2 separate regions of the Homo sapiens genome follow, and region 1 is linked to region 2. The links are chromatin loops, found by intact Hi-C in ENCODE. Cell type or tissue: sigmoid colon. All regions are shown on one strand. Each heading gives the region's core, and the rest is flanking DNA. Links, peaks and the distances in the headings are about the cores only. Region 1 holds the start of KCNMA1-AS1 (KCNMA1 antisense RNA 1). Region 2 has its middle 240 kb from the start of KCNMA1-AS1.

The links. A loop is a pair of places that touch in the nucleus more often than their neighbours do. Peaks named below come from ENCODE experiments on the same cell type or tissue, not always from the same donor. Only the 100,000 strongest peaks of a DNase experiment are listed, where the experiment ranks them.
Region 1: a loop joins it to region 2, with 2.8 times the contacts of the local background. A loop is called at or near these places in 4 of 110 quality-filtered maps.

Annotation. Positions count from the first base shown.
Region 1 is chr10:76,877,104-76,893,916 of GRCh38, forward strand. It overlaps KCNMA1 (potassium calcium-activated channel subfamily M alpha 1), which reads right to left. Exons shown (of 28, transcript NM_001161352.2): 26 at 14,422-14,616; 27 at 12,348-12,466; 28 at 7,779-10,412. The coding sequence ends at 10,163. It overlaps KCNMA1-AS1 (KCNMA1 antisense RNA 1), which reads left to right and starts at 10,941. Exons shown (of 4, transcript NR_120655.1): 1 at 10,941-11,178. In sigmoid colon, for the core only: no CTCF peak of the experiment used is centred there; a DNase peak (open chromatin) is centred at 8,948.
Region 2 is chr10:76,643,254-76,660,066 of GRCh38, forward strand. No RefSeq gene overlaps it. Among named protein-coding and RNA genes, the nearest start is that of KCNMA1-AS1, 240 kb to the right of the region's middle. In sigmoid colon, for the core only: no CTCF peak of the experiment used is centred there; DNase peaks (open chromatin) are centred at 6,298 and 6,698.

The sequences.
Region 1 (16,813 bases), core at 5,215-13,214, 240 kb after region 2:
ACTAGAACTACAAAAATATGACTTTCAACTGTGAAAATAAATAAGTTTCCATTTATTAAGAGCTGGTGTCAATGCAGATCAAAATACACACCCATCCAGGCGAGGAGCAGGTATTCACCTGTCCCCTTAGTCTTCTTTTCTGGATTTACTAAAATACATGTATACATCATTGGCCATTTTAAAATTGTTTTAATAATTCATTTCCCTTAATTACAATTAATTGTGGTGGTGACCATCATTCTCCTCAAAGAAAAAGAGAGAAAGAAGAGAAAAACACATTAAGGAGTCTGACCACTTATTCATTTAGATTTTGCATTGTTTAGATATAGGGAAGATATTTGACAATGAAAAGAAAAAATATATTTTCTTTCTAATAAATAAAAATAATTTAAAATGCTAGAGGCTATACATGACTATTTTAGTATGTTCATTTATAAATGAAATCATTTTCTTTTCCAAAATACATGGAAGCAATATTCAAGGCAGACAAAGAGAAAGATCTGTCTACTTTATTTTCTGGCAATTCTTGCTTATCCTAACGTTTCCACCAGTGATTCAGCATGTAAGAAGAAAAGTCACATCACCATTTATGAAGTTTGTCAGGCTTTAAAAAAATAGTTCTGGTCTCCTGGGAGTCAACATTCATCTTCAACTTCTCTGATTGGTGGAATCAAGCTGCTTGTGGATTTATATTGGTTGATCTGGTTAGCCATGTGGGTACTCATGGGCTTGATTTGAATGTTTCTGGGATAGGCATTATCCGGTTCATCTGTAAACCATTTCTTTTCTGCTAAAGGGCAAAATGGATAGAGAACAAGAAGGAGAAATGAGAAGTTTAATTAGTCCTAGGGTAAAGCCTTTGGAAAGTTCATTGAAAAACGCAAAAAGGTAATCGATAGAAGCCGACAGTGAGTAATTGCTAAGAGAGACAGTGCAGTGTAGGGAGGACCCCAGAACCTGAAATATACCTCTGCTTCCTGTAGCAAGTGATGAACAAAATGTGCCACTGGGACTCATAGGCACCATGGGCGGACCTCAGAGGCTAAGGAGGGATTGGAGAATGGACTCTGGCAATGTCCCTTGGAGTTAATTTCATGGCCAGAAAAGGTTTGGTGGGGAGGGGATGTTGCATATATCAGCCATTGGGTACAGACATTGTGCCTGAGGAGAGATGTGTGCATCCATTGATTTGAGTGGAACGGAAGGGCACCATCACCCTTGCTGCAGAGCGAGTGATCCAGAATCTTACACAGAATCACCACCTCCCAGCCTTTTCTTGGCTTTGCTTATAATACACACACTTAAAGCCATGTCTCAACTATACCACTCTCCTGTTTCATTTGTAGCCACTTTGGGGGGTCTAAACTAAACCCATAGATTTTGCTGGCCAAAAATCTATGAAAATCAGAATAGCGACCAATGTTTTAAAGAGGATTTTGAGGTGGCTTTTATTTCAAGAAAGAAAACTCTGTGTTGGTATAAAGTTATGAATAGAGTTCCAAGTGGCAATATCTTAACTGACTATAATAACCCAAGCTGTCGACAAGGGAGCTCAATGAAGTCTTGGCATTTCATTTCCACCCTAAATACAGAAATGGCTGAGAGAGAATGCTGAGTCAGGGCGTTTGGGGGCTGGGGTGAGAATGAAAATGGTCTAGCATCCTCTTAGCAGTGCAAAGCTATTTTACAAGACTCAACCCTCATCCCCACCTCTTTCTAGGATTGAAATTTTCTGGGAAATTGGCCATGTGTATAGATAGGAAAGGACTGGGCAAATAGGACATTCTAACTTGGGAATCATATGCCTCACTTTAGTGGCTTAGGGAAAGAAAAGAAAAAGAAAAAGGGTAAAAGCTATCAAGCACGTCCACTGCTATAGAGACAATGGCCTCTGTAGCTGCTTTTTCTGCTTACCAGAACAATTTGTAACTGCCTTGTCAGTGGTCCTGAATGGACACATTAGTGAAAACTGCTCACCTGGTTTGATAGGGGGCGTTGGGGGTGGGGTATGTGCATGTTTGGCTAATGATTTATAAATTATCTATGATCAGTTCATGACCACTCTGCTTGTTTCTCCTCAGTTCCTACTTCTGCTGTTTCAAGTGCCCTGAGCTGTCAATGTCGAGGAGGGCTGTCACTGGAGCTGGGATATGCCTGAGTCAAAGCCTCGCCCCAGTTTAATGCGGCAGCTCAGTTTACCCCACAGGAAACTTGCTGCCTCTTGCCTCGTTCTCCCCACCCCCTCTCCTGCTCTGGCTCACTCACCTATTATAATTAAGTTCACTTTGATTTGAACAGATTGGACGATAGGAATTCATAATGCTACATCCTCACAGTGAAGCTAACTGATTAAGTGCTTTAAATTATTCCCCCTGACAGAATGATAAAGTTACAATCTGTTCTGAGATGATCTACAGCTTGCCAGACTCCTACAGCTTCTTTCTACATTCATTTATCTTTTTGTCAAGCAGAGTTTTTTTTTTTTCCCTAAGCTTCAATTCCATAGATCTTTTAAAGTCATCAGCACATCTGAATTATTAATGAGGCTTTAGAGGCAAGGTTCCTGATGGGCTGGTTAAAAAAGGTTGTATAGAAATCCGGGACTGTGTACACATCAAAATAATTTCAGCTCCATTTAAAAAACCATTTAGTTCAAGTGTGACATAGATGAACCATTATGCATTTGTGGAAACCAATTTTTTGTGATCTACGATTAAACTAACCTTTCAGAGAGGAGTAAAGTGTGATGGTTATCATGTTTTAAAAGCTTTGCCAGGCCGCTGAAACAATTTCACACTACGACTTTTTCCAGGGGTTTATGTGTAAAGATGATTTTCAGAGAGGTTGAGCCTGGTGTTTGTGCTCAGGTTGCCTGAGCTGCCCTCGGTTTTGGCCATGCTGTTATGCAGACTGACTTTGCAAAGGGATTTAGTGCTAGGTTGGACATGCCAGGTTGGAAGAGTGAACTCAGCTGATGGAAATGAGTAGGTCTTTTGGGTGAAAGACCTAAGACAGCTGCAATTTGCTGAAATTTTTACAACTGCTGAAGAGAATAATTGTTCGGAATTTAGTCTTTACAGTTCAATTCAAAGTTGGCATTTTGACCTTTCGCGGCAGAGAGAATATCAATTTCCTTCTGCTGTCTGTAAGAAAGAGAGCATTATTTCCTCATTTAAACTTCTCTCTTTCCTTTTACATTTCTTGCCATTAAAAAAAAAAATCTAAGCAGAGTAGCCCATGTTTTGGCCATGCTGCCTCAACACAAGGAGTGAGTTGTGTTAACACACATTGTGGTGAGGAGTTGAGGTCTTCCTTATGCCTGAGAAACAGCTGTTTAATTTGGGTGCCTCCTAAGATATAAATGTGTGTGTTTTTGGAGACTTGGTTATGTAGGATGTTCAGGAAACGGAACTGTATGAATGCTCTGGGCGTTTTACTAAAATGTCTGGTGCAAAGGTATTTTACGAACAGATTCTCCCAACATGCTTCCAAGGAACACACATTTCAATGATCGCCAGCCATTCAGCATCCATGGAGAGTGCTGCAAGTAGGACAATGATAATTTGATGTATTGAATCTTGCCTTCTGAAGAAGAAACAATGCCAATGGGTGGCTACAAAATTGACCACGAGGAAGAGGACTCAGGGAAGCAGCTCTAATGAATGCTGCCATGACAAGGATAAATCCAAATCCCTGACTTTATCTCCACTCCCTGTTTCATCTCACATACCAGAAAGATTTCCAGGGGCTTTATTTTCATCTCTAAGATGAGAAGGGCAATTGATCGGGGTGGGAGGGCTTCCTCGCTGCCAGAGAAAAATAGCCTTATTTCTTAATAAGCTTCTTAAGGATGAGATGCCTGTTGTCAGTGCTCTGAGTACAATGTGTGACATGTCAGGAGTTCGTGGAGTTAGGAAAGAAGAGTCATTTCAGTCTGTGGCTGGGAGGGGGCTAGTGGGACAAGATAAAACTCTGGAAAACAACTGCAGAGAGATGCTGGTAGAGCAATTGCCACTGCCATTGGCAGATGTCACCTATCAAGACCAGCTATGCTATGAGCTGTCCACCATGAAGAAGCAAGGAGATGCGGGCTAAGGAGACAGCGCAGGGCAGGAGGTGAAAGTTAAGCAGATCTAGCTCACGTACTAGTTGCATGGCTCTGAACAAGTTATTAGCAAATTTATCTTAGCTTCATTCCTTTTCTGTAAAATAGGGCTGATGATACAAACTTCCTAATAGTGTTGTTTAGATAAATGAAGCCAGTACCCTTGAAGCACTTACACAGGTCCAGATACATGGTAAGTAAATGTGAGTTGTTAAGGTTATGAGTATTTGGAATAATATCAGCGGGCATTATATCACAGTGGCTAACTTCACAGACTCTAGTGTCTCTCAGATTCTGTGTCTTTCAAATGGAGACACAGCATCTCCATCTGAAGCTGTTGTGAGGATTGAGTTTGTATAGGTAACTAAAGAGTGCTCATGAGAATGCCTGGCCCAAGGCAATTGCTGAAGCGTTAGCTTTTAGAGTAAGTTTAGTACTAGCCTGAGTACTATCAGTACTAAAGGATGATGTAAGCATGGGTCGTACCTCTTGAATGTGATGACAAATGATGCCCTTCAGCAGAGATTCTGGGGGTAGAGAACAGGGGTGTGTATATCGGGGTGTATCCTGAAGAACATGGATTGTGGCAGCAGAGGTGACAGAGGGGGATTTGGTTGGTCATCTTCATTTGGAAGGTAAAGGAGAGGAAGAGGTAACCTGGTGTTATTTCTGGGGAGCTTAGGGTTTTTCCCCTCCCAGGGTGACTCTGTGCCTCTGAAATACTGGCTTTGACTCACCAGGCATCCTATCCCATCTGAGAGCCATCTGTTTCTTGCATTTCTAGTTTCATCACTGAGATCACAGGGTTTAAAATAAGGGTCAAAACCTCCTCCAGCCACAGGGCTGCAGGTCACCCTGGAGGAATGGGCTCTTGCAGGGAAGGGCCCCAGAGCTGGGCTGACTGAGCTGCCACCAGCAGAGGAAGAAACAGGCTGCACTGTGATAATTGAGCTTCTCTGTTGGCTCTGTGGGTTGTCAGTGCCATGGGATTTAGCCTTTTCACAGTACTCCCTTGAGAAGATCGCAGAAAAGGGGAGACAATGATACAGCAAAAGCATTTGGAATAATTGGCCCTCTTCTCACTACACCACAAGCTGAGGTTGAGAGAGAAAAGGCTCAAAAAGAAAAGATGCTGTTTGGAGAGAGACAACCGTGGAGAACAGTAAGGGCTAACAAGGAGCTTCGACCTTCAAGGGTAATGCTGTGTGGTTTCCTGTCCCGCGCTTGTGATAGGCAGCCTGGCACACTTCCTCTGCCCAGCAAACCCTGATGCCTCCTCCGTCCCCACCCACACATACTACCTCCTCTCCTCTCTGTGAGCAAAGTATGCTTATTTCATAGAGATACAAATTATTTGTACCAGAACAAAAGCAATTACCGTTTATGAAAAACCTTCTCACTTCTTTGCAATTGGCTACCATGACTCTGTCTCTTTTAACTGAAAGTCTGATGCTGCCATTCTTTGAGCAAACTGCTCTCCCAGCCCTCCTCTGTGGCCCTTGGTCCAGCCAACACCCTGAGGACAGATTCTTCACTAATCCCTTTCGGATAATCCCTCTCACCTCCAATGGTTGCAATGGGCATGCAATCTTGCATGGGAGACAGTCAGCCAGTGTAGTGACAGGTGCCCACAGCTACTTCTTTATCATATTGTGACAAAGCAGGGATGGGCTGAAAGAAGCTGATTGAGAAATTGATTTTTACCCTGTCTTGACTTCCACAGGCCCTGGAGTTTCTGTACTCTCCTCTTTCTCCTTCAAGGAGCCTGTTGCTATAGGAACCTGGCAGGTTGATTTAATTGTCTCTATTGGGATGCAGACACCTTTAGGCTTTTCCCATGCTGCAGAAGAGCCAGACAAAAGCTTTTTCTGGTCATCTGGGATCTTGATGATGCTGCCAAGAGGCATACTCAGTGTCTCTACTCATTGAGCTTACAGGGCTATTCCCCTTTCTCAGAAGCCATGTGACCAGCTTGAGAAAGTGCCACCAACACAGCAGCATCATAAGGCATGTAGAGGCACTCATATTTTTTTAAAAAAATCAAACCAAGAGGACAAGGGTAATATAGAAAATGGTTAAAGGTATAAAAATGTGTAAAGTCAATTTATATCAAATATTTATTGAGCACCGATGGTAAGGTTCTGGGTCATAATCTTTAATATTCAGAACAGAATTTGAAACCTCTCCCAATTGTGGCAGAAGTTTAACTGTGTGTATAAGAGTCCAGCTTTCTCCATCCATTTGAACTGGCTTTGGGAAGAACCTGGGTAGCAGACTTTAGGGACACTGATGATGCCACGATCACCCAAGTGTTGAGACTGAGAAGGCTTCACCGTGCCTTCTGGTTTACCAGCCTACTTATTGTTCACCCCTTTCAAAGCCCAAAGCAAGTTGGACTAAATGGCTTACAAATTTCTTCTCTTCTAGAATGGTGCAGATAACAGAGTTCCTAACTTTTTAAATGTATATACTTTATTTTCAAAGAACTCTCACTTTCTACCCTTACTTCCTTGTTTTTTTTTTTTTTTTTTTTGCGGGAGGCAGTGAACAGGAAGAGATATAATAATAAGAAACTTGTATGCCTACTTCCTAAGTAAGCAGATGTTCTACTGAAAGAGGAAGGGGAAGTTTGGAGTCAAATAGAAAACAATGGAGGGGACTCTTCACTCTATTAAGGAAAGTATAATATAGTAATTTTGGCAAATAAAATTGAAGTAGTAATGATCCTTCTCCATCATCAAATTTATCATTAGTCAAATATGGTGAATTCTCAATTATCTACCACTGGGGCATGACTGTGTGCCCAAAGTCCAGGAAAACCTCAAAATTCCATCTCTTATCATAGTCTGTTCCCATTCCATTCCCATCACAATATCATCTCATTGGAGTTGCTAACAGACTGTATATAAAACGCACTTCGGATTTACTTCTCTCTATCTGCCCGGTCTCTGGTTGGGATTTAACAAATGTCTGAAAGGCAGCTGGCAGGAAAGATTTGGGTAATACAGTGACTGAACCATCAGCTCCCAGATAACTGGGTGTGGGCTACTGAGTTGATATACACAGCAGAACACTTTTAATTTGAGTCATACTGATCAAGCATAAAGAAGACCAATGCTTTTGCCATTAATAACCCTCCTGGTTTAAAGGAGGATGAAATATTGACAGAGAAGCAAGTTTGCCAAATGGAATAGCTGTAAATGTTTTCCAGGGAAGTTTATCAACTGGCATCATCACTTGATTGAGTAGGTCTTGCCAAGATGAACACAGAGATGTGAACAGACCGATGGGGGGACTGGGATTGGGGGGTGGCAATGGGGGAAGTGAAGGAAGCTGGGTTTCTTGATAGGAAAATGCTTTCGGACTTGGAGCAAGGTACCAGGGTGGGCAGGGAGGCCACGTGCAGATTAAAAGGCAAGCCAGATGGAGAGAAGTTCCCCCCAAATTACCCAACCCCACACCCAAGAACACCAAAACAAACTCTAAGGAATCTAGCGATAGCAGCAGCACAGCCTCATTGCGCTGAGCAATTTAGAAAGTGGAAGAAGGAAGGAAGAGAAGAAGGAAGGGAAAAGGAGAGGGAAAGGGGAGGGGGGGAAAAGCAAAACAAAATAAATAAAACCACAAACAGAACAATATAAATAAAAATAAACAAACCAATAACAGAATAAAATTTGTAACTCCTTTTTTTTTAATTTCACAAAAGTTTTCACAAGGACAACGTTATAGAAGAAAACCCCCAGCAGTGGCTAGGTCATGCAGAACCATTAATTGTCATACCTTGGCCCATTCTATTCATCCTTGTTGCACTTTAGAGAGAGAAGTAAGCTATGTGAGTTTTACAATGCTTTTAAACTGTCATATTTCCTGTTGAGCACTTTAACTGGCACATTCTTATAGTTATAAATGTTCTGAGGGCGTAACTTTATAACCTCCTTTGCAAAGAATGCATGAAGAGCTCTTCATGATCCAATACTAGGGGATACATATATATAGTTATATATATAGTTATATATATATAATTATATAGTTATATATATATAATTATATATAGTTTATATAAAGAGATAGTTATACATAATATAAATCAATATATAGAGGGACAAAAATAATTTGAAAAAATTCTTCCACTCATAGGGCTTGATAATTTACATGTATACAATTATTCCCCACCACAATACTGGTTTGAATACTACGCTGCCCCTGTCTTTGGTGTGGGGGAGGGTGGAGGTTCTGACTGAGCCTCACCATTTGTCAGTAAAAGTGCTTGTCAATTCACACAGCAAGCAAATATCCAAAACTATCATGCTTGAGGGGACGGGGGATCCAAAATCTAAATCCAAAACATTCACCATAAAAACACCTTTTTAGAGATGGTACAGCTGTGACATGTTTTCCTCCTCCCTTTTACCCCTATTCTATTCGATGGAATTCTTTGAAGTAAAACTTTTCAAATATGTATATACCAGCCTAGTCCATCCATAAGGGAAATTGGTTATGGTGAATTGGCCAGTTTTTAAGAAATACCGCACTGCCTAAAGCATGATTTGCATGCACAAAGCATCTGACAACTATATGTTGAAAAAAGGGTATTTTTCTACCTCTCCTCTCATGCTTACTAAGTGTTAAAAAAGAAAGAAAACAAAAGAAGAAAAAAATAACTATACCAAAATGTGTTTGGCTCACTGTTGCACTCTTCTTATCCCACGTCTCATAATGACAAGGAGCAGCTCTCTATTGCCGTCATTACCCTGCCTAAATTGGCTACATTAAAGAAAGTGATGATGAGGAATTCCTTCCCACCAGCTTTCTGCATTGGGACAGCCAGCACCGCACAGCTGTGCCAACAGTTGAAGGTGGTGGCTGGCTTTTGTCTTTGTTGAGTCAACTGTGGCTGATCCTCCTACATTCTAATTTATTTAGCATGTCGGCTCCTAGAAAAGCATGATCTGCAGCTGGGTTTGTCTTCCTCTCACTCTACCATTGCCCCAGCCCTTCCTCCTACCTGGCATTGGGGCCCTAACTAATCAAACAAAGGGGAGTAAAAAGATCCCCTGAGAATGCATGGAAAAATACTTGCTCTTTCCTGAGCATTATTTATTCTGTACATAAGGTAAGTAATTCACCTTTTAAAAGATGTAAAAGTCCCAGGAAGGCAGTTTTTAATGACTTACATCTGATATTTATGATACATATGGCTTTTCATCCCAAATGTCAAAAGTGAAAGAAAAAAAATAGCTATTCATATGGCAACATAAGGAGACAGAATAACAATTTAATATGCAATCAAACCTCTTTTCACTTAAACTAAATGACTAGAATTTGATACATCCATGATTGGAATACTATTCTCTCCTCCATATTAAGGTGAGAAATGTTCATAAGAACTCCCAGAGGGAACTGGCTCTGGGACAAAAGGCCTTGGTGAGTAACTAAAAAAATCACTGATGTTCTCTTGCAACAAGCAGGTCCTTCATAATCATCTACACAAATCGTGAAAGCTTTTCAAATGCTTCGCAATACTTCGGCCCAGAGACTGGAAACAATCAATATGTTTTCATTGCTGTTTGGTTGCTTGTTTCAAATAAACATGTGCTAACTTATTGTGTGTATAAAAAAAGAAAGAAAGGAAAACAACAACAACAACAAAATCAAAACCCAAAGCACCCTGATAATCCTGATAAATCAGAATCAACTTTTCTTTTACATTAAATAAACTTGCTCTGCCTAACTGACGTTGATCACAAGTGCTCCCTTCTAATCTGTGAACTCGTTCCTGCAGTGAGCTATTTATGTCTGGAGCATGCCTTTGGGTTATTTTTCCCCCAGAATCATAAATAACTTTTGGTCCGTCTGCTTATTTGCTGTTGTGCTCAAGGGTTTTATGGTGGTGAAATAAAAATGACAACCACATGCACACTATCATACATATGCAAATATGTGTAAAAAAAAAGGGGGGGACTACAGGGGAAAACAGGGAAAGTTACTTTGTTGGAAACACCAACTGGGGAAATGAGTGGCAGATACAGTTTCACACAGTGGCGGTGGATACACATATCAAAGCCGCTCTTCCTGCACGTACTTCTGTTTGTCCCGGGACTCCCTGGACTTGGGCCGGTTCTGTCGGTTTGCTGTGGATGGGATGGAGTGAACAGAGGAGCTCTTCTTGCTGGAGGACTGCGACGAGTGGGAGGAATGGGACAGGCTGGCCCGGGACTGGCCGGCATTGTGGTCAAACTGCATTAAGCAGAAGATCAGGTCCGTCGGCACGAGCTCAAACTCATAGGGCGGGTTGGTGATGACATACCTGGACAGGGAAAGCAGAGATGTCACCTCCTGAGAGTAACTGAGTAAAGAATTCAACTCTCTCTGAACCAAAAGCAATGGCCTGGTTACTCAGGACTTTCAGAGGATCTGGAAGATGCACTCCTAGCTGGTCTGAGGCCTTAAACATTCTTTTTCTTGTTAAATGGAAACTTCCTCTGTTTAACTCAATAAAGGAGGCCAGCCAGGAGCCCAGGCAGAGATGTGGAATTAGAGCCAGTAATGGAAGAACCAAACTTCGCTTCTCGTGGTCTACATGTACCTTTCTATACAAGGTCAAAGTCACTTTCAAGTAGCCCAACCGCAAGAGGTTTCATGAAGTGTGATGCAACTTTCATTTCATAATTTTCGGACAATCCCAGATATACATCACAAGATCTTTGTTTACCATGACAGAGTGTCTCCTTAGACTATTCTCGCTCTTTACCTTTTAAAATCTACTTTGGTGAGAGAATTTGGAATTTGGAATTCACCACATGGAAGAATCTAAGAAACCTGCCTACTTATCAGCACTACTTTGTTGTTCTTCACAATTAGTTGGAGCTTTCTTTGGTCAACAGCAGATGTGACTAAGAAAATCACGCTGTTTCACTTAGAGCAGTGGTCACCAAGTGTGGTCCTTAGGCCACACAGGTCAGCATCACCTAGGAACTAGGAAATGCAAGTTCTTAAGCAATCCCACCCAGACCTACTGAATTGGAAGTGCTGAGGATGGGGTCCAGCAATCTGTGGTTGAACAAGCTCTGCAGGTGAGTCTCATGATGGCTAAATTTTGAGAACCCACTGGTCTATAGCAATTGTTCTCAATTCTGGCTATACACTATAATCCCTGGTTATTATATATAAAATGTTTACATAATTTAAAATATATATATGATGTTTTCTTCCTTCCAGACCAGTTAAGTTAGAGTAATCAGAATATTTTTTAAAAGCTCCCCAGGTGATTCTACTATGCAAGCAGGGATGAGAAACGCTTGTCTCTGCAGCACTGTTGCCTAGGGTATATTATGCAAACTCACTGATCTTGGTAATTCTAGGATGTACTTTTAATTTTTGCCTGCTATGAATTTATTTTAATGCATATGAGAAAAATATAATTGGCACATCTAAACTGTTATTTCTCTGCTTAAGGTGATAATATATAATTGTCTCAAAAATAAATATATAAAAGTTAAAAAGCGAGTCAATTTAAAATATGTGAAGTAAAAATATGGGATTCTGAGATATGGCAGAAGAACCACTTATCTTAGGGCGGGGTGTGGTGGCTCACACCTGTAAGCCCAGCACTTTGGGAGGCCGAGGTGGGTGGATCACTTGAGGTCAGGAGTTCGAGACCAGCCTGGCCAACAAGCCTTCTCTCTACTAAAAACACAAAAATTGGCTGGGTGTGGTGGTGTGTGCCTATAATCCCAGCTACTCAGGAGGCTAAGGCAAGAGAATCACTGGAACCCAGGAGGCAGAGGTTGCAGTGAGCCAAGATTGTGCCACTGCACTCCAGCCTGGGCAACAGAGCAACACTCCATCTCAAAAAACAAACAAACAAAAAACAAAAAAACAAAAAAACTTATCTTAAACACTAGCAATGTAAAATATCTCTATATTAGGTACCAACAGATGTTATCCTAGTAGCTAGAGTTTGGGAGAGATGTTTGTGTATTCAGACTTTTGTAATTAGGTGATGGAATTATTCTATTAATACAAAACTTGAATTCTTACCAAAATGTCTTTACATCTACTATTAGTAATTATAGAAAAATGCTTCCCATCACCTCCAAACTCAGTGTTGGATTTAATATGGGCAGAGTAATTTGCATGTTGAGGAGATGTATACAGACCTTTGCCTTTACAGTAGGGGACAGGAAAGGATATTAATATTTCTGTGATTAGGTGGGAGGGCAGAGTTGAAACCAATACTCACCTCTTTGTGCACTGACTGGGGGTGCTGAGGTGAGCATCTCTCAGCCGGTAAATTCCAAAACAAAGCATATTATATGTTTTCAGAGCTTTGCAGAACAGATCACCATAACAACCACCATCCTGGGAGACAGCAAAAGAACAGAGAGAAACATCCTTTTTATTTGCCTGAAAATCAAGGGACAGCAGGGAAACGGGTCTTTTCATCAAAGCTTGTTTTGGTGTCTCCCAAGTTGGAGGGTCCATGTGCCAAGGGACGGCAGTGGAAGAAGTCAACATGTTTAACAGACTACACCCAATATGTGTGATTTTTAGGGATCAGGTAACAATGGGGTTTTCCTCTGGTGTCTCTCCAGTTTTCCACCTGTCGCAGTGGGGTTTGAAAGCTCTAAGGAGATTATGCTTCTCCCTCACTTTAAGTCAAAGTGTAAAGCTTGATGGTCTCAGATGTATGCTCAGCTGAGGAGATGAACCCTTCTCTGCAAAATGGTGATTATGTTCAGTCCCAGCTCAGCTGTAACCGCTGTGATAGGCTCGTGTTGTCAAAACTGTCTGAGTGATAATGAAAACCACCGCAAGGAGGAGGACCCCACCAGGTCCTATGGTGACAGACTCTTTCAGGAGGTAAGGACCCTGTGAAAAGCACAATTTACAGACCTCAGAGATGGCAAGGGTGCAAGAGAATGTGTTTCCCTAGGAGCCAGGGGTCTGCAGGCTGAATAACTAGGATTCGCAGTTCTGATCAGTTCACAGCCACCTTCCCGGGGTCTGGGGCCTGATGCAGAAAGTGAAAGCAAATGCATCCACTTGGAAATGCTGGCTTCAGCGGCCAGGTGGCTTCAGGTAGATGTTACCTGTATTATATGAAGGGCACTGGGCACTGCGGGATGGCTTCACTGGGTATAAAATGACTGTCTTTGTCCTTCCAATCATTGGAATTCTCATATTGGTCTCATACCAAAGAACACTGATGGGACCAAATCTTACCATTATCTAAAGTCTTTATCCTAATCAAGTGCATCAATAAGTAAATGATAGGTATAAAGAGCCACTAGCTATGAAAATTCCCTTTCAAAAAAAGCCTAGTCTAACATAGGTCCCAGTCCATGATCAAACTAAAATATGGGGAAAGTATGCAGCACTGTTTCAGAAAAAACAGAGACAGACCCTTTCCTTGGCTCCTTTTCCACTATTTAGTCTTTCTGGGCGACACCATTGTTTGTGTAACAGGTTTATCAGTTTCTGTGACTTATGGCTGCATCTCTTAAATGCATCTGTGGGGTTGGGCTGGGAATAAGGGCAAAGACAGCACACTTCTGTCACAGTGCCTACACTAGGCAGATACATGGAATCAGAAGGGAGACGCTGGCCACTTCCGTCACAGGGAGGACATGAGGGAACGTGACTGGGTCCACTCTCAGAAATTACAAGGTCTAGGTTTTGATTTACAGGCATTAAAGGATCCACATAAGATTCGGTTTGTTTGGCCGGTGGTTCTGGATACATCTGACTACTGACTACCCTGGTGCTTTGAAAACCACCAGTGCCTGGGTCCTATTCACATATAAAAACTAAGAAACCTGCAGGCTGAGGCTGGCCACCTCCATGTGCTATTAATGTATAGTTGGGTTGAGTATCCCTAAGCTACGCTAAGAGCCTGTGGAAATATTTCCCAACCTTGGCTGCATGCTGGCATCACCTGCTGCTTCTCACCTTGTGCAGAGGATACGTGAAGAGAACACCAAGGAGGGAGAAAGCCCACTGGCTCTGAAGCCAGGATGCCTTGGTGCAAATTCCCAATAGGTCTAGTGCTCATTCTCTCTGGGCCTCAGTTGACTTAGAAGGTGTGATACTAGAACTTATATCAAAGGGTTGCTATGAAGATTAAAATGAATGACTATGCATAGAGCAAAGTGTCTGATCCAGAGTAAACTATAAATAAATATCACCTCTTACAGTTATCTACAATAGGAAGGAGAAAAGCCAGATGCCTAGCTTGTCACATCTGATACCACGTTCTTCAGGATCAAGCTTTTCCCAAACAGCAAGCTCAGGTGACCTCGGTGCTGTGGACTCACCCCTAAGTCCGCAAATGGCCCATCGAGCAGAGCTAACTGGGCCACGCGGCAGCGGTCCCTATTGGCCAGTGTCTGCGGGGTGCTGTAGCCACCTCTAAGGGCGTTTTCCTCAGCAATCAGAGCCTCCAGCTCCGGCGTGGCTCCTCCGGTCACCAGGGTCCGTATCAGGGTGAGGATATTGTCATTGAAGTACGTCTGGGGAAGGAGAGAAAGTGAGGGAAAAGTCCTTTAAGCAAACACCCTAAAGTCATGACAGCCGACATCCAAATTACAACTTTTCTTGGTATCTCCTGTTTAAAGTTCTGGCCTGTCTCTTCAAATAATTTCATGTGGGGAGTGAAAAGACAGCAGCCTCCAATTATTCCGTTATTTTCTCTCTTGCTTGGCTCTGCTACGACAGCCTGACTTAAAAAACCCAGTTCAGGGGATTTTTTAGTAAAGGGCTCAAATCTGAATAATTAGTGTTTGCCATAATTGGTTTTAGTAGGGATACAAATATTGCCTCCCCCTCCTAAAGTCTACGTGACTACTATGAGATTCTGGACACGTGTAATAAAATGCAGCCTGCCCCAGCTACTAACCCAAGCAGCATTGTCTCTGAGGCCCTGTCATCCATGTGCCAGGAAGCTTCCTCCCCACGACAACGGCAAAACCTTTCATTAATGCCACACGCTTAACGATTTACCACATGCGTTGATAACTGTCTAACTCAGAAATCTCGATCAATTAAATATGCCGGATAAATTTATGAAAAGGTGAATGTCCTGGTAAGTGTACTTTGGCTTTTGTTTTCTAAAATAACCTCAGTAGTCTGAGGCAAATATCACTTATTAAAGAAGTTTCCCTCTAAGTGTACATTTGTGTCACATCTGAAACATAACAGATCTGTCAGGAACAAAAGAATGGGAGTTTAAAAAAAATTAATAGGATGTCAAATAAAGGAGCTTTAAAAGGTATTTGTCACCAGCCTAATTTGAGAAATTCTCAGGTAAGGGTGTGCATTCCATTTTCCTATGTAAGTAGAAATCAAGCAGGCTAAAAAACTCAAATCAAAGTTTGCCTGTGGCTTTTGAGGATGCACTTTGGAAAGAGGTAAGGAAAGATGCAATTGCACCTCAGCAGCTTCTTAGAGAGTTTAGCTGGCAAGGCATAGTAGGGAACAAACCAAGTAAGGGTGAGCTCAAGTTCCCATCCCAGGTTTGCTAACTAGTTCTATGTCTTGGAGGTTGCCTAGTCATTCTGGACTTTGATTTTTCTCGTCTGTAAAATAACAGTGGTCATTAAAACCAAATTTATATTCACATAATTCCATGAGGACTTCTGAATTAAGATGATAGTTACTAGCGGGGCTGGATTCACAATCCTCATTGAAATACTTACAAAAACACCCATTGTGATACAAAATTCCAACTGCAAAAGAATTTAGGAATGTTATCCATAGCCTGCCAGACCCTAAAGGAAATTTATGCTCAGAGTTAAGATATGCCCTTAGGCACAGAAGCAGAAAAAGGATACTTAAAGTAGGATATGTTTCTGGAGAGGTTATGGGATCCAGGGATCCAGAGCTGGGCTGAGGGGTTTAATGCTGACTTCACCTCTCAGAAGCTGTGTGACCTTGGAAAGTTATTTAACATTTTTGTGCCTCCGTTTCATGATCTGTAAAATGTAATAATAGAAGGCTGTGGGGCTCTATGACCTACCCATGAAGCACTTAGAAACATGCTTGGTGCACAGGAAGCACTGATAAACATTTTGGCCTCATATCAGAGACATGAGGCCTTTGCCAAGTAGAGGAACAGTCAGCTCCATTCTCAACTTTCCTTTGAATTTTTAATCTTCTTTGTTTTCTTGGAGGCGTGGGGAACTCAGGGCTTTAAAAACCAAGCAAGGGATTTTAAACTCGATGTGGTAGAAAATGGGAGGTCAGCCAAGCATGGTGCACACCTGTAATCCCAGAACTTTGGTAGGCCAAGGTGGGAGGATCATTTGAGGTCAGGAGTGAGGTCAGGAGTTGGGACCAGGCTGGCCAACGTGGTGAATCCTAGTCTCTACTAAAAATAAAAAAATTAGCTAGGCATGGTGGCGGGCACCTGTAATCCCAGATCCTCGGGAGGCTGAGGCCAGAGAATTACTTGAACCCGGGCGGCAGATGTTGCAGTAATCTGAGATCATGCCACTGCACCCCAGCCTGGGTGACAGAGTGAGATTCTGTCTCAGAAAAATAATGAATAAAATACTTAGAAATAAATATATTGAAGGAGGAACAAGACTGGTATACTGCAAACTACAAAATATTACTGAAAGAAATTAAAGAAGACCTAAATAAATGGACAGACATCCCATGTTCCTGGATTAGAAGACTTGATTTATTAAGATGGAATACTACCTTAAT
Region 2 (16,813 bases), core at 3,506-11,505:
GCATTACTGTAGGTTTTAGGTTTTAATATGCTGTATAAATACAGAATACATATTTGTAAGTATAGGCACTGTGAAAGGGAGGATTTTTCTGTTTTAAATCTTGGGCTTTGAAAGCCCAGCTCTGTTTGCTTTTGGTTGACTTTGTTAGAAAGCAGGTGGGAGAAAGTAGGGCAGGGTGAGTTACCTAGGAACAATCCTCATTTATGCCCAGATCCATTATGAAAGGCAGAGGCTTGCTTTTTGCCCTCACAGCAGTTTACAGAGGATTTAGTAATGCAGACCAAAGGCTCCTGGGAGGGGAAGCATCAGGATAAAGGAAAGATTTAGTTTGGCTCATCCCTGGCACCTGCCCAGGTCGGCCCTGCCCCGGCGCCTCAGCACAGCCCTTCCTCTGCCTCTGGTGATCAGTGCCAGTCCTCTCGCTTGTTTTCTTTCAGATTCATGATGCTGCACACACTGAGCAGTGGTGAAAATCTCTTGGCAACAGAAAAGATGTGAGTGGCTGTACAGTGTGTCTGTAGCAGAGAACATAGCAAGTTTCCTTCTTCTAATAGGGATGGTCAGTGAACTATTAGATGCTCTCTTGAGGGAAAATGTTGAGTCCTCATTGCCAAGAACTTTTCAGGCCCCCAGCCTGCCTGGCCTGTTTTCCTCAATCATCAGAGGCAGCAAAGGGCTTGCTTTTTCCTCCCTTTGGAGTCATCATTTTTCAGCCTCTGTACTCACAGTTGTTGGATGGGAGGCCCTTTGTCCATTTGCTAGGTTCCTGATGGTCTTCCCATTGGGCATAGATTGAGGACTGGGTGGAAAGGGCTTGATATTGTAGTGAGACTAATATTATTGAAGAGGCAGGCTTGGGCAGAAAGGTAAAACCTGCCTTCTAGAATTCAAAGAGAAGATGCTGTACACCCCAGGATTTCATCCCTGAGCTTTCATGCAGGGCTTACAACTTGCACTCAGCACTGCTCTAACCCTCACCATGCCCCAATAGAGTGCATCTCTGCTTCTCAGAATAATGAATGCTCAGAGCCCAGACGGGCCCTCAAGGTAACCCAACTCTTCTCAGTTTATTCCCCAATTAAACCGCCATAAAGACGCATACCTCTCTTAAGGGACTTGGCACTGTCTATCTTGCCTTGGAAGTAGTCATATAATCTCCTATCTCCTCTACTTTCCTTGCAGGGAAGATTCTATCGCGTTATAGTTCATCCACTCAGCATTTATCAAGGACCTACTATGTGCTAGACTCTACAAATCTATAACATCCATTTAATAATGCACATGACAATGGTCCCTGACCTCCAGGAGCTCAATCATTGGGATGAGTGCCATGATAAACAACCATATGCACAGGGAAGGAGGATTTCTTTCTGCCTCAGGGAGCAGAAACCTTCATGCATGAAACATCCAGGGAATGTCAAATAGTTTGGTATAACTGTCACATAGGACAAAAAAGTGATTGCAGTTGAGGCCAGGAGGACAAGGAAATCTTTACCTCCTTAACCAGGATTGCAGATTGGCATCTGGTGATCTCAGGACTGGATGTAAAGGCCCAAGAAGATTCACATCTGAGGAAAGTCTTCCTGAGACCAAACTCGGACCTCCTAGTGTCTTGCGCCATCCCCAGGACATGCAAACTACAGTTAGAATCACTTCGGTCTGTTGTGGTCTACATGCTGGGTTTTGAAAAGCACACATATTCTCCCCTTTCCTGGTACCTTTCTGAGTTTATCTTAAAACTCAACATCTCCCCCTTTAGTGTCGTTCACATGGATTCAGCCATGGTGTCCTAAAGGCATGTTAAGTTCCCAATATTTTACTTGGTAAAGGCAGTGTGGTCTGATGTTAATTGCCATGAAAACTTAAGACAACTTCAGGGTGACTGCCACCACTACAAACCTACCAGATGACACATAAGCATGTATCTTGGGGCATCTGGGGAAACTAGAAGATACTAAGTTCCTGAAAGGATGAAAGAAGCTCTCTTGAAGGAGGCATAAATGTGGTTCTGGAAGCAAAGACTGCTATCTTTTCTGGCCTAATACATCTTAAGTTTCCTCAGAACCCTTCTTCTCCAAAACTGTACTTGGGACCATCATTAAACCACCCTGGGAGACTGTTTGTGTGAGTATGTACACTAATAGGAAGGAAATTACACTCTCAATGCTGGCATACAGAGGAGTTAGCTGACACATTAGCATCCTGATCTGACATGGCTGTCAGAAAAATTATCCGTGACCCAGAAGGGGCCACACTAAAGGTGATTTATCCTCTTACTTGGCTTAGCCTGAGCTCTCCCCAGAGAAGGCCATGCCAATTAAGCAAAAAATAAGGCAAATTGCTTGTGTTGTGGTGCCTGGTGTTGACTGTTCCCCCAGAGAGACCTACAAATTAATTTTCTCATCGTAGCCTAGCTCTACAACCGGTTCCAAAATGGAAAACTCAGCAGCTTATTTCCTTAATCTCTTATTCTTTTTTTCATTCACTTCTTTCCCCAAACAAAATTAAATCATTTAACAGTGATTTTAATAAGCACTAAACAGTGTAATGAACCAGATAATGAAGAAGAACTCATATAATTTTCTTTATCTATTTAGTACTTAATTTATTTTGTATTTTTCCTTTGCATGCCCCTGCCTGAGAGTTTTTCCAGCGTTAGGATTTTAGATAAATATTTCACTTAGTTTCGTTGAAACCTGGTAAACATCCTAATTTGAAAGCTGGGTGATATCCCATCCAGACCACCAGTGACACAGTTTCAAAACTCATGACCAGGACACAATGCCCCCTTCTAGGACTGGCTGTCACTCAGGTTCCAATGAATTCTCTTAAGCCTCAAGCCAATGGGGCCTTCCTCAAGCCAATGCGGCTAAGGAAGCCATGCTGGTTTACACTTGGAGTCTGGACTATGGCTGGAGTGGAAAGTGTGGCCCATGTTGGACTGGACTCCTCCTGCCTGTGGTTATAATACTGGGTGATAGGGCTCAGACTAGGTTGTGGCAGAAGCAATGGGATCTCAAGCACAAAGTTCAGGCACTCTTGGCTCCAAAGGGTTCCTCCATGTGCCGTCAAATTATTTGCCATTCTCATAAGATGCTCGTAACTGTTCCATGACCTGTGACACATGTATATTGGGTAAATACTTTAGCCAGGTATTTCTTCTTAAATTCCTTCAGTGACTCCCATAGCAGCGATCCAGATGATAGAACAAGCACAGCAGACAGATAAGTGGGAGAATTCCATGCTAATAAACACCTTGCCCACATTCCTCATAGCCCATGGAGTGAGGTAGACTAGTCAGCCTGGGAAATTTAGACAGGATGAGCACTAAAGAATATATACAACGCCATCTTATTTTTTTCAAGTATGTAGTATCTCTGTTTCACTAAAAAGAAAATACAAGTCTAAATTTTAAACCAATCGCCAGGTTTAAAAAACAGAAGTGAAGGAAGGAAGGAAAGAAGAAGAGAAGGAAGAGAGGGAAGATAATTAACTTATTTAGTTATATACCAGGACTTTTTTTTTTCAAGGAAAAATGAGTCTATTACATAGCAGCATTCCTATTTGGAATGTCCTTGAGATGAGGATCCAGACCGAGTCTCCTGAAAACTGTGCAATGCACAGTATGAGCAACAGCAATTTGTTCCTCAGAGAGGCAATGTAGGGATGTGTGTGAGAGGAGAAACATAGAATCTACGCAAGAGGAGGACCCTGAGCTCCCAGACCCTAAGAAGAAGTGTGGACTGGCTTGCAGAGAAATAAAGCTCACCTCTCTCCAAGGTCCTTCATGGAAGCCTTGGGTGGAACAGAATGAGTCTGTAGGATCTGGCTGGGAATCCTGGCTTGTACATTTCTGGCTAGGAATCCTGGCTCTGCCCTTACTGGCATGGTCATTTCGCAGAGCCTCAGTCTCCTCATCTGTGCAATAAGCATGATAAAAATTAGTACCTACCACACAGGATTGTTAGAGGATTACTTGACATTGAACCTGTAGCCCAAGCTCATAAATGCTGGGAGTCCTCAAAACCAATGTGGATGTTGGGTGCTTTCTGGGACTCTGAGCCTGTCCTTCTAACCCAACCCCCTTGCTTTTATAAAGCTCACCTCTTCCACTGCAAATTCCTGATATCCTCAGGTCTGTGCTAACGAAGGGTTTTCTTGAGCAGGGATTGATTAAAATGTAGTAGCATACCCACATTTTGCATCACTGCGTGTGTGACTAATAGCCATGGAATTCATGCCACAGATAAATAATTGGCCCTTCAGCCATCCTCCATGTCTTCAGAGACATACAACCATGATCTATCATAGCTGTAGACATCTCAATGAGCATCATCTCTAGATCATAATAGATCATGTTACATTTGTATATGTTCAGGAACATAATTTACTATTAAATGGGGCCAAGATCAGCACCAAAGAAATTATCCTTCCATGGAAGAGGACTCTTTGGCTGCATTATATGCACACTGTGGTTTTAAAAATATTAATTATATTGTAAACTAAAGGTTTACTTTATGTATCATAAATCTAGATGTCTCTTCTTGCTGTGTGCCCAATAAATATACTTCTCATCAACTTTTAATTATGCTGTTTGCATTATTCTGTCCTGAGGATGAGAGTACGTGCTAAATCATGGCCTTCTAATGTGGACTACAGCATAAGTTTAGTTAATTAAACCATATATTTTATTAGTTCTTGCACCTCCATCTTGTAAAACTATGCATTATTATTATGTTGAAGTGGGAGGGGTCACAAAATAACATAGCAGGGGTGTTTTTATTGTTATTATTATCATTATTTATTCTGGAGATTCAAGTAATTTAGGAAAAGTTAAGTTGCTTTATCTCTGCATGTTTCTGCTGCCCTTTGGACTCTGGGCACATTCTCTGTCTGAAGGTAGAGAAGGTGTGGACATATTGTCAAAAAACCAGGTCACAGTTTTGAGACCAGCTCCAGAGCTGATAGGAGAAACTCAAGAATAAGAGCAGCTCCCCCACATACACACCCACTTAGCTGTTTTCTTCCTTGACTTTGCGCCTTTCGGCAAGTGGCCTCTGGCATTTAAGACTATTCCTCTGCTCTTTAATTCATGCACAAAATAATAGGAAGTTTGAAATAGAATAATGGTTGTTTCAAGTTTTAAAGAAGTTGGACATGGTTTCTAGAATGGAAGTCTGAGCCATCCCCTAAGGCAGGCAGCTTGAGAAGGGGCTGGGGCAATGGAGAGGTTCAAGGCCTTGTTGGGCAGCACTGCAGGTGTGACCCACATTGCAGGCCACACCATGTTGGCAATTGAAATCTTGGGAGTCAAAGGAAATTGGATTGAAATCTTCCTCTGGCACTTACTAGCCATAACTGCAGAACAGATATGCAGTGATACTAGCCTTGGTTTTCTCATCTAAAAGTGGTGATACGGTTTGGGTCTGTGTCCCAGCCCAAACCTTATGTCAAATTGTAATCCCCAATGTTGGTGGTGGGGCCTGGTGGGAGGCGACTGGATCATGGGGGTGGATTTCCCCTTCCGTGCTGCTCTTATGATTGTGAGTGAGTGCTTGTGAGATCTGGTTGTTTAAAATTATGTAGCACCTCCCCTCTCTCTCTCTTCTTTTTGCTCTGGCCATGTGAAGATATGTCTGCTTCCCCTTCACCTTTGCCATAACTGTAGGTTTCCTGAGGCCTCCCCAGCCATGCTTCCTGTACAGCCTGTGGGACCGTGAGCCAACTAAAGCTCTTTTCTTTATTAATTACCTAGTCTCCGGTATTTCTAAAGTAGTGTGAGAACAGACTAATGCAAATGGGGTGCATAAAACTACCCCTTCAAGGTATTATTAAGGTTGAATGAGATATAATGTAAGCCAAGTAGTTAACACAGTGCTGATAAACAGTGTGTAATAATTGTGGGACCTGTTGCTACTGCTTCTGCCATGCCTCTTACTGTTGACATTCACAGTATCTAGCAGGTTTGATGAGTGGACACACAGCTCTGATGGGGGCTGCAAGCCCAGTGGGCCAAATCTGCAGGGTCGCTCAATGGTTGTACTGCCACATAGCTTGGCCCAAACCACTCTTGAATGAAGCTGACTGGCCTAGTAGCTCAAACTATAGTTCTGGTAAATTTCTTATGTTCTTTCTTGTGCTAATGTTGATCATTGAGTTGTGTTGTCATGTAGATCTCAACAGTTCCCTCCACCCATCCCTTGGTATTGGTAATAGCTATTGCCCTGGCTTTCCCATTAGGCCAGGCATCATGAGTGCCCAATGCCTGTGCCTCATGACTCTTCACTGCGCAGACAGAGGGAGTCCTTGCAGATGGATGCAGGTGACTGCCACCCCCTTTCCATAGAGAGACTGTCCCTAAGGCAAGACTGTCCCTAAGGCATTATGGGACCCCTTTCGGTGCCAACTCCTTTATAAACAACTCCCAAGAAATGTACTGGCTTTATCAGCAACTTCATTCTTCTCCCCTTCCCCCCGCCAAAGAATAAATAAAGAGCAGAGGCAAGATCTGTTTTGTTTCAACTTTTAAAGGCCTTTGAAGGCACAGCTATTTGAGAACAATAAAAAAAGAAAGCATTTTGTTCTCTTAACTGCTGTTCAGGTGGTGGAGGCCCCCCCACCGCCCCCATCCTTTCCACAGGGAGGGGAGTGGCAACGTTGTGTTTTATGGTGGCCAAAACCCTTCTCCTGCACCCCCTAGGAGAGCTCTCCAATTGTGCTGCCCTTCAGGACAGAGTCCACTGTGGAGCTTGTAATAAAACAAAGGCAATGAGTCACAGCAACATGACCAGGGTTGGCTGGAAGAGCCTTTGCTTGCTGCTGGAGTGTGGGTGGGGACTAGAGGAAGGAACCCCTGGAGGAAGAGTTCTTGCCTATAATGGATCCCATATGCCAAGGGCTGAGTTCTGATATTCTGCAGTCGCAAAGCACCTAGGCTTTGATTTTTATTTTATTTTGGATGGGTGGAGGGATAGAACCAGTATGTTATGGCCTCAGATCTCAAGTTGACAGTTCAGCATTGAATAAAGCATTAAACACAAACGTTAATTTTTTCCCCCATGTGCCTGTGTGTGGTCTTACCTCCCCCTTCTGCCTGTGGCTCTCAACTCCCTTTCCTTAAGACTTTCTTTATCACTTTTAAAAGTTACAAAGAGTTTTATGCTCTTAATTATGAAAATGCCACACACACCCCCAAACTGAGGTGATTGGAGGGAGGCTGACAATTTTCATAACGTATCTCCCTATGGATAGAGTCAAGTGGAAAGGTAGAGGACAGGATGTTGTAGGTTTCAGCAGACTCCAGACCTAAGTGCCAATATTTCTAGGCCAATCAGGTAAATTGGCCCCATGAACATCTAGTTGGGGTTGTTTTCTGTGCCTTAAGTTTAATATTATAGAATCTTCTCTCCTTTTTGTGGCTAATTTGAAGAGAGAAAAGCAAAGAAAGTTTTGTCCAGATCTATCCCACTGACAAATAGAAATCCTCAACTGTTTATAACTCCTGCAGCCCAGCAAGGCCTCCCCTGGCTTTATAGCTTTATATTTTCAACCTAATGTCAAACTCACACTCTTGCATGAGTCTATGGAACTTCAGTAATAAATGACTGAAAGCTGAACACTTCAGAGAGAAGGTAAGCTTAAACCATCATAGACTAAAAAGCCTTCCACAATCCCTGCAATGGATGGCAATCCAAGAAGACCCGGATGGAGCGCAGACCTGGAGCATTTTTCTTTTGATCTGATGGACTCCGTATCTCTGTCAAAACAAGGGGCTTTGCAGGAAGGCAGAAGCCAAACTACATTCCAGATGGAAAGGAAATCCAAGTGTCACCCGGGATGCTGGTGATCTGGTTTAGTCATTAAGAATGCCACAGCTAACAGAAAGCTTCAATCTGAGCCGTTAAGAATGTACTAGTTTTGCCTCTCAATCCCTACTGCGGGAGACCCCTGAACCTTTATTTTCCTTCCGAGGCTGTCCTGAGTTTTCTTCTTTAACATTGTCCCTGATTTATGGTATGTCCACATTTCCCTGGATAGTACCATCTTTTGAGTTATACATCATCAGAGTGACTCATTCTGATGATGTATGGCCCCAATACATCATCAAAGCTCCTTGCTCTGCCGTTGCACTAATGATATGTTAGTGTAATACATCACCAGGCTGAGCTGCAGCTGTGATGGATGGAGCTGAGGGTGATGGGAGTCCATAGAGAGGAGGCTGAGGAGGGGGTTCCGGGTAGGCTCAGGAGGAAAATTCTGCAATCCCAAGTCCACCTCCCTTCCTGGCACCAATGCCCATACTGAATTAACACTGTGGCATGCGTCCTTACAGAAACATGGAAACATACATCATCCTCCAAAGCAGTGTGAACTCAAGGCTCATGTATAGATCATAGACACACTAGAGGTTATATATATATATATATTATAGTGATATATATATCACTATAATTAAGGGGTAGGAGGACTCAGTTGGATTGAGCTGGGGCAATGAGAAACAAAAAAGCAGCAGAGCTTTGGAACAAAAACTTCATCAACAGGAGGGAAGTGAGTGCTCACAAGAGAATGCAGGAATCAGAAATCTACTACCTGCACTCATAATTCTCCAAAAGAATTGTAATAGAAATGCTCTGGAGGTTTCTTAGCTGCTTTTCTCTCAGACCACCTTTTTATCAATGCTTGTGCCTGCCCAGAGCTTCTGACTAGCTGGGAACATTCACCCTAAGGGAACTTTGACTTATGAATATTTGTTGGCGGACAGATCCACGTGCTAGACCAAACCCATATCTACATAAATTAATAGCTGGGACTTAGTTTCCTAATCTGAAAATTGAGATAATAATATAAATTATAGTATATAAATAATAGTAATATAAATATATATCACCTCGTAGCATTAGTATGAGTATTATGAGAGTTAATAGTTATAAAGTACCTAGAATGAAATATGAAATAAACACTCAATGTTAGCCATTACAACAACAATTTCAGCTATCTCTATTACTGCTACTGCTACAGCTACTACTGCCACCATCCTCACTACTGCTGGTGCTGATACTGCTACTACTGCTGCTGCTGCCACTACTACCAGTACCCATGAGGCTCTCTTTAAAATTATATGCCTAATACCTTCTCCCCCGCCAAAATTCTGCATGTTCTATCTCTTATTTGGAAGTTGTCAAGGCACATTAGTACATTAAATCATACTGAGAGATTCCACAATTAAAAAAAAAAAAACAAATTACCACTTCCAATTCCAGTGTACTATTGACTGGGTACTCTGACAAGTTTACTTGCTAAAATACACCTAGAATTGGAGAAATTTACACATATACTTTTTTATTGAGGTGAGGTTTATGTCACGTAAAATTAAGCAGGCTATAGTATACAATTCAGTGACATTTTGTATATTCCCAATGTCCTGCAACCACATCTATCTAGTTCCAAATTTTTATCAAACTGAAAGAAAATCCTGTACTCATTAAGCAGTCACTCCTCATTCTCCACTCCCCTCCACCCCTGGCAACCACCAATATGTTTTATGTTTTTATGGATTTAACTAACCTGGATATTTCACATATATGGACTCATACCGTATGTGATATTTAGTGTCTGGCTGCTTTCACTTAGCATATGTTTTTGAGATGCATCTACACTGTTGTATGTATCAGTACTTCATTTCTTTTATAGCTGATTAATATTCCAATTGTGTATATTTACAGACCACATTTTGCTTATCCATTTGTCTGTTGATGGACATTTGGTTACTACCTTTTATCTGCTATGAATAGTGCTGCTATGAATTTGTGTACAAGCAGGTGTTTGAGTACCTGTTTTCAGTTCTTCGGAGGATATACCTAGGAATAGAATTGCTGGGTCAAATAATAATTCTAGGCTTACCTTTTTAGGAACTACCAAAATATTTTCCACATTAATTTGAAACATTTTACATTCCCAATAGAAATGTATATGGTTCCAATTTCTCCACATCATCACTGACATTTGTTGTTTTCATTTTTATTTTTATTATAGCCATCCTAATAGATGTGAAGTAGTATTTCATAGTGATTTTGTTTTTCATTGGTCAATGACAGCTGATCACCTTTTTATGTGATTTTTGGCCATTTGTATTCCTTCTTTGGAGATACATCTATTCAAGTTCTTCTACAAAACACTAAATCACAGTTTAGCACAGTCCTTTGCTACTTTATAACAAGGATTGGCTTCCTACAGTTTCCAATGGCATGTTTCTCATTTCTGTATGAGAGGTCAGAAGAATAGCCCTTAAAATCTATATTTCTACCATCATTTTGTTCCTGATTATTAATGTATTCTTTAAGAACATAGGAATGTTCTCTTCAGCTCTCCTATTTTCTTTCTGAGTTCTGAGCTCTAAACAGAATTGTCCTTAAAGTTTGTATTTGCAGCATGTACCTCAAAACCCTAATTTTTACACAGTGACAAAGTCAATACCATACTTTTAGGTTTTTATTACAGCAGCACCCCCAAAATCTGTTTTAGAAGGTGCTTGCTTCTCCCTTATGTTTCTGCCATAATTGTATGTTTCCTGAGGCCTTCCCAACCGTGCTTCCTGTACAGCTTGTGGAACTGTGAGTCAAGTAAACCTCTTTTCTTCATAAATGACCCAGTCTCAGGTAGTGCTATAAAATGGAGAGATTAAGGACCTATTTTCAGCATCCTTAAAGAAAAAAATTCCAACCAAGAATTTCATATCTTGCCAAACTAAGCTTCATAAACCAAAGAGAAAGAAAATCCTCTTCAGACAAGAAAACACTAAGGGAATTCATTACAACTAGACCTCCCCTACAAGGGGTCCTTAAGAGAGTGCTAAACATGGAAATAAAAGAACACTACCTGTCAGCACAAAAACATACTTAAGTACAAAACCCATTGACACTATGAGGCAACTATACAATCAAGTCTATAAAATGACTAGCTAACAATGCAATAACAGGATCAAATTTTTACATATCAATATTGTCCTTGGATGTAAATGGGCTTATTACCCCACTTAAAAGGCACAGAATGGCAAATTAGATATAGAAGGAAGACCAAACTGTCTGTCTGTTATCTTCAAGAGAGCCGTCTCACATGTAACAACACCCATAGGCTCAAAGTAAGAAGATGGAGAAAGATCTGTCAGGCAAACAGAAAACAAAAAAGAGCAGGGGTTGCTATTACATCAGGTAAAACAGAATTTAAGCCAACAATCGTTCAAAATGACAAAGAAAGACACTACATAATGATAAAGGTTTTAATTTAATAAGAAGACTTAACTATCCTAAATATATATGCACCCAACTTTGGTGTACCGAGGTTCATAAAACAAGTATGAAAAGACTTACCCACAGAATAATAGTAGGAGACTTCAACACTCCACTGACAGAGTTTGGCAGATCATTGAGGGAGAAAACTAACAAAGAAATTCTGGACTTAAACTTGACACTCAACCAATTGGACCTAATAGACATCCACAAAATACCCACCCAACAACAGAATATATTTTCTTCTCATGTGCATATAGCACATATTCTAAGATCGACCACATACTTGGCCATAAAGTAAGTCTCAACAAATCAACAAAAAATCAAAATCCTGCCAACTATACTCTCAGACTTCAGTGCAATAAAAATCTAAATCAGTAACAAGAGGACCTCTCAAAACCATACACTTACATGAGAGTTAAACAACCTGCTTCTGAATGATTTTCAAATGAAGGACAAAATCAAGGCAGAAATAAAAATAAATTGAAACTAATGAAAATAGAGATACAATATATCAGAATCTTTGAAACACAGCTAAAATGGTGTTAAGAGGAAAGTTTATAGCACTAAATGCCTACATTAAAAAGTTGGAAACATCTCAAATTAACAACCTAACATTACACCTGGAGGAACTAGAAGAACACTGGCAAACTAACCCTGAAGCTAGCAGAATAAAACCAATAACCAAAATCAGAGCTGAATTGCATGCAATTGAGAGGTGAAAATCCATACAAAAGCTTAACAAAACTAAAAGTTATTTGAAACAACAAGTTTGGTAAACTGCTAGCTATATTATTAATAAAGAAAAAAGAAGATCCAAATAAGCACCATCATAAATGACAAAGGTGATACTACAACTGCCCTCATGTAAATACAAAAAAATCTTCAGAGACTATTATGAACATCTGTATGCACACAAACTAGAAAACCTAGAATAAATGGATAAATTCCAGGAAACAAAAAACCTCTCAACATTGAACCAGAAAGAAAAACTGAAATTCTGAATAGACCAAAAATGAGTTTCAAAGTTAAATCAATAACAAAATACCTACCACCAAAAAAAGAAAAAGTACTGGATGAGTTGGAATCACAGCCAAATTCTACCAGACATATAGATAAGAACTAGTACCAATCCTACTTAAATCGATCCAAGATATTGAGGAGCAGGGACTGCTCCCTATCTCATGCTACAATATCAGCATCATTTTGATAACAAAGTCTGGCAAAAATATGATGAAAAAAGACAACATCAGGCCAATATCCTTGATAAACATAGATTCAAAAATCATCAACAAAATACTAGCAAACAAAAATCCAGAAGCACATCAAAAAGTTAATTCACCATGATCAAGTAGACTTTATTCCTGGGATGCAAGGTTGGTTCAACATACCAAAATCAGTAAGTGTGATTCACCACATAAACAGAATCAAAAATAAAAACCACATGATCATCCCAATAGACACAGAAAAGACTTTTGATAAAATCCAACACTGCTTCATATTACAAATACTCAAAAAATTAGGCATCACATAAAAGGGACATATGTCAAAATAATAAATTTCATCTATGGCAAAATCAGACTCAACAGCATAGTGAATAGGCAAAAGCAGGAAACACACTCCTTGCAAACTGGAACAAGATAAGGATGTCTACTTTCACCTCTCCTATTCAACATAGTACTGGAAGTCCTGGCTACAGCAACCAGGCAAGAGAAAGAAATAAAAGGCATCCAAATAGGAATAAAGGAAGTCAAACTATCTCTCCTCACAGATGATATGATTCTATACCTACCAAACCCTATAGCCTTCATCAAAAGGCTCCTAGAACTGATAAATGACTTCAGTAAAGGTTCAAGATACAAAATCAATGTACAAAAAGTGGTAGCATTTGTATACAACAATAATGTACAAGTTGAGAGCCAAATCAAAAACACAATCCCATTTACAATAGCCACAAAAAGAATAAAATACCTAGGAATACAGCTAACTAAGGAGGTGAAAGATCTCTACAACAAGAGTTTCAAAACACTGACAGAAATTAGAGACTATAGAAACAAATGGAAAAACATTCCATGCTCATGGATAGGAAGAATAAATATTGTTAAAATGGCTATACTGCCCAAAGTAATTTACAGATTCAACACTATTCCTATCAAACTACCAGTCTCATTTTTCACAGAATTAGGAAAAAAAACTATTCTAAAATGCATGTGGAACAACAGAAAAAGAGCCCAAATAGCCAAAGCAATTATAAGCAAAAAGAATAAAGCCAGAAGCATCACACTATCTGAATTTGAACTATACTACAAGGCTACAGTAACAAAAGGAGCATGGTAATTGTACAAAAACAGACACTTAGACAAATAGAATAGGTTAGAGAACTCATAAATAGAGCCACATTCTACAACCATCTGATATTTGACAAAGTTGACAAAAGCAAGCAATGGGAAAGGACTCCTTATTCAATAAATGGTGCTGGAATAACGGCTAGCCATATACAGAAGATTGAAATTGGGCCCCTTCATTTCACCATATACAAAAATTAACTCAAGATGGATTAAAGACTTAAATGTAAGACCTAAAACTATAAAATCCCTAGAAGAAAATCTAGGAAATAGTATTCTGGACATTGGCCTCTGTAAAAAATTTATGACTAAGTCTTCAAAAGCACGTGTAACAAAAACAAAAATTGACAAGTGGGACTATATTAAACTAAAGAGCTTCTATACAGAAAAAGAAACTATCAACAGAGCAAACAGACAACCTACAGAATGAGAGAAAATATTTTCAAGCTATTCATCTGACAAAGACCTAACATCCAGAATCTGTAAGGAAGGTAAACAATTCAACAAGCAAAAAACAAACAACCCCATTTAAAAATAGGCAAGGGATGTGAACAGACACTTCTCAAAAGAAGATGTATATGTGCTCAACAAATATATGAAAAAATGCTCAGCATCAGTAATCATTAGAGAAATGCAAATCAAAACCACAATGAGATACCATCTCACACCTGTTAGAATGGCTATTACTCAAAAGTAAAAAAATAGCTGATGTTGGCAATTTGCTGAGAAAAAGAAACACTTAGACACTGCTAGTGTGAATATAAATTATTTGAGGCATCATGAAAAGCAGCATAAATATTTCTCAAAGAACTTAAAACAGGACTACTATTTGACCCAACAGTCCCATTACTGGGTATATACCCAAAGGAAAATAAGTTGTTCTGCAAAAAAGACACATGCATATGCATGTTTATTGCAACAGTATTCACTATAGTAAAGACATGGCATCAACCTAGATACCTACCAACAGTGGACAGTATAAAGAAAACATAGTACATACATATAATGGAATACCATGCAGTCATAAAAAAAGAATAAACTAGTGTTCTTTGCAGTAGCACAGATGCATTTGGAGGCCATTAGCCTAAACAAATTAATGAAGGAAGAGAATACCAAACACCACATGGAAGCTAAACACTGAGTGAACATGAACATAAAGTAGCCATAATAAACACTGGGCACTCCTAGATGGGGGAGGGTGGAAGGAAGGTGTGGGTTGAAAAACTATCAGGTACTATGATTACTACCTGGATGACTGGATTATCCATACAGCAAACTTCAGCCACGTGCAATTTACCCATGTAACAAACATGCACGTGAACCCCCGAACCTAAAATAAAAGACTTCCTACAAAAAGAAGAATAAGATAACAAGACCTAGAATCAAACTAGTCCCAGAAGTAGAGATTAGGATGAACAAAGAAAAAAAATCAAGATATATTGGCTAACAATTTTTTAAAGCTTATCAAAACAATAAATTCACATGTATAGGAACATATATATATATTCTACTAAATGGCAAGATGTTCACACAACAACAGCAATAATATGTAATGTAATAATAATACTGTATCACCTCAAAACAAAAGATCTTAAAAACAGCAAGAGAGAATAACAGATACTTAAAAATTATAATAAGACAAAGGCAATAGCAGCAATTGAAGCCAAAAGATGACTACTAATATATCTATAATACTAATATATGCTAATGCATAAATATATGCATATATATAATGCTAATATATATATATATAAAATACTGAGTTGCATATCCAGCAAAACCATCTTACCAAAATAAGAATAAAGGAGAGAGATTCTCAAACTATTTTCATCAACAAATATTCACTGGAAGAATTTCTAAAATATGAAATATGAAGAATTTCTAAAATATGTAGATACATATATAAATTAGTAAATATATACATACTTCTAAACAAACAACATTCTTATAAAATACTCATGATAGTAATAATATTACTCATGATAGTAATAATATTAATAGCAAATTTATGGATTTCTAAAAAGTAAACCAAATAAAATGGTGGAAAATTAGCATGTAAATTATAAGAGGGAGGGTAAGGATAAAAGTATTTTCAACTACATATGTTATTTGGAAAGTGGGTTAAGATATGTATTAATTTTAATGTTAAGTCTAATTTAAAGGATTACCATAATAATTAAAATAGTGTTTAAAATGTAATTAACTAATTAATTTCTTGTAGAGACAGGGTCTCACTAGGTTGCCAGGGCGGGTCTTGAACTCCTGGGCTCAAACATTCCTCCTGCCTTGGCCTTCCATAGTGTTGAGATTACAGGCGTGAGCCACCACACCTGGCTGAAAATAATCATTTTAAAAGCAGGAAAGAAGACTAGGTAAACATAAAGACAGCATGGGAAATAGAAAACACAAGTGAAGAGATTAAAGTAGTTCCAGATATATCAATAATTCCAATAAATATGAACAGGTGAAACTCAGTACTAAGTAAAAAAGATCACACTGACATTTAAAAATAGGCAAGTCTAGCCATAGGCTATTACAAAGAAATAAACATGAAATACACATGAAACACTAAGACCCAGAAAAATTAAAGACAAAAAGTTGGAAAAATATTTCAAAATTTGTAAAATGTTGATAATTTGATAATTTTTGAAGCTGGGTAATTGGTTTATAGCAACTGATTATAATATTCTGTTTACTATTGTGTATATTAACATTTTCTATAATAAAAAAGTTTTTGGCCAGGCATGGTGGTTCACTCCTGTACTCCCAGCACTTTTGGAGGCCAAGGCTGGAGGATCACTTGATTTCAGAATTTTGAAACCAGTCTTGGCAACATAGCAAGACCCTGTCTTTCCAAAAATTGTTGAAAGTTAGCCAGGCATGGTGGCATGTTCCTGTAGTCCCAGCTACTTCAGAGGCTGAGGTCAGAGGATCACAAAAGCCCAGGAGCTCAGGATTACAATAAGCTGTGATTTGTGCCACTGCACTTCAGCATGGGCAAGAGAGCAAGACTCTGTCTCTAAAAAATAAAAAAAAATTAAAATTTTTAAAAATTTGCTTAGAATATTATGAAACATTATTCAAAGAAAACTGAGATAGTTATTTTATTGTTATACAAAATTGATTGTAGTACCAAATATTGTATTAAAGGTAAAAAGGGCTTCTATATAATTTTTTAAAATA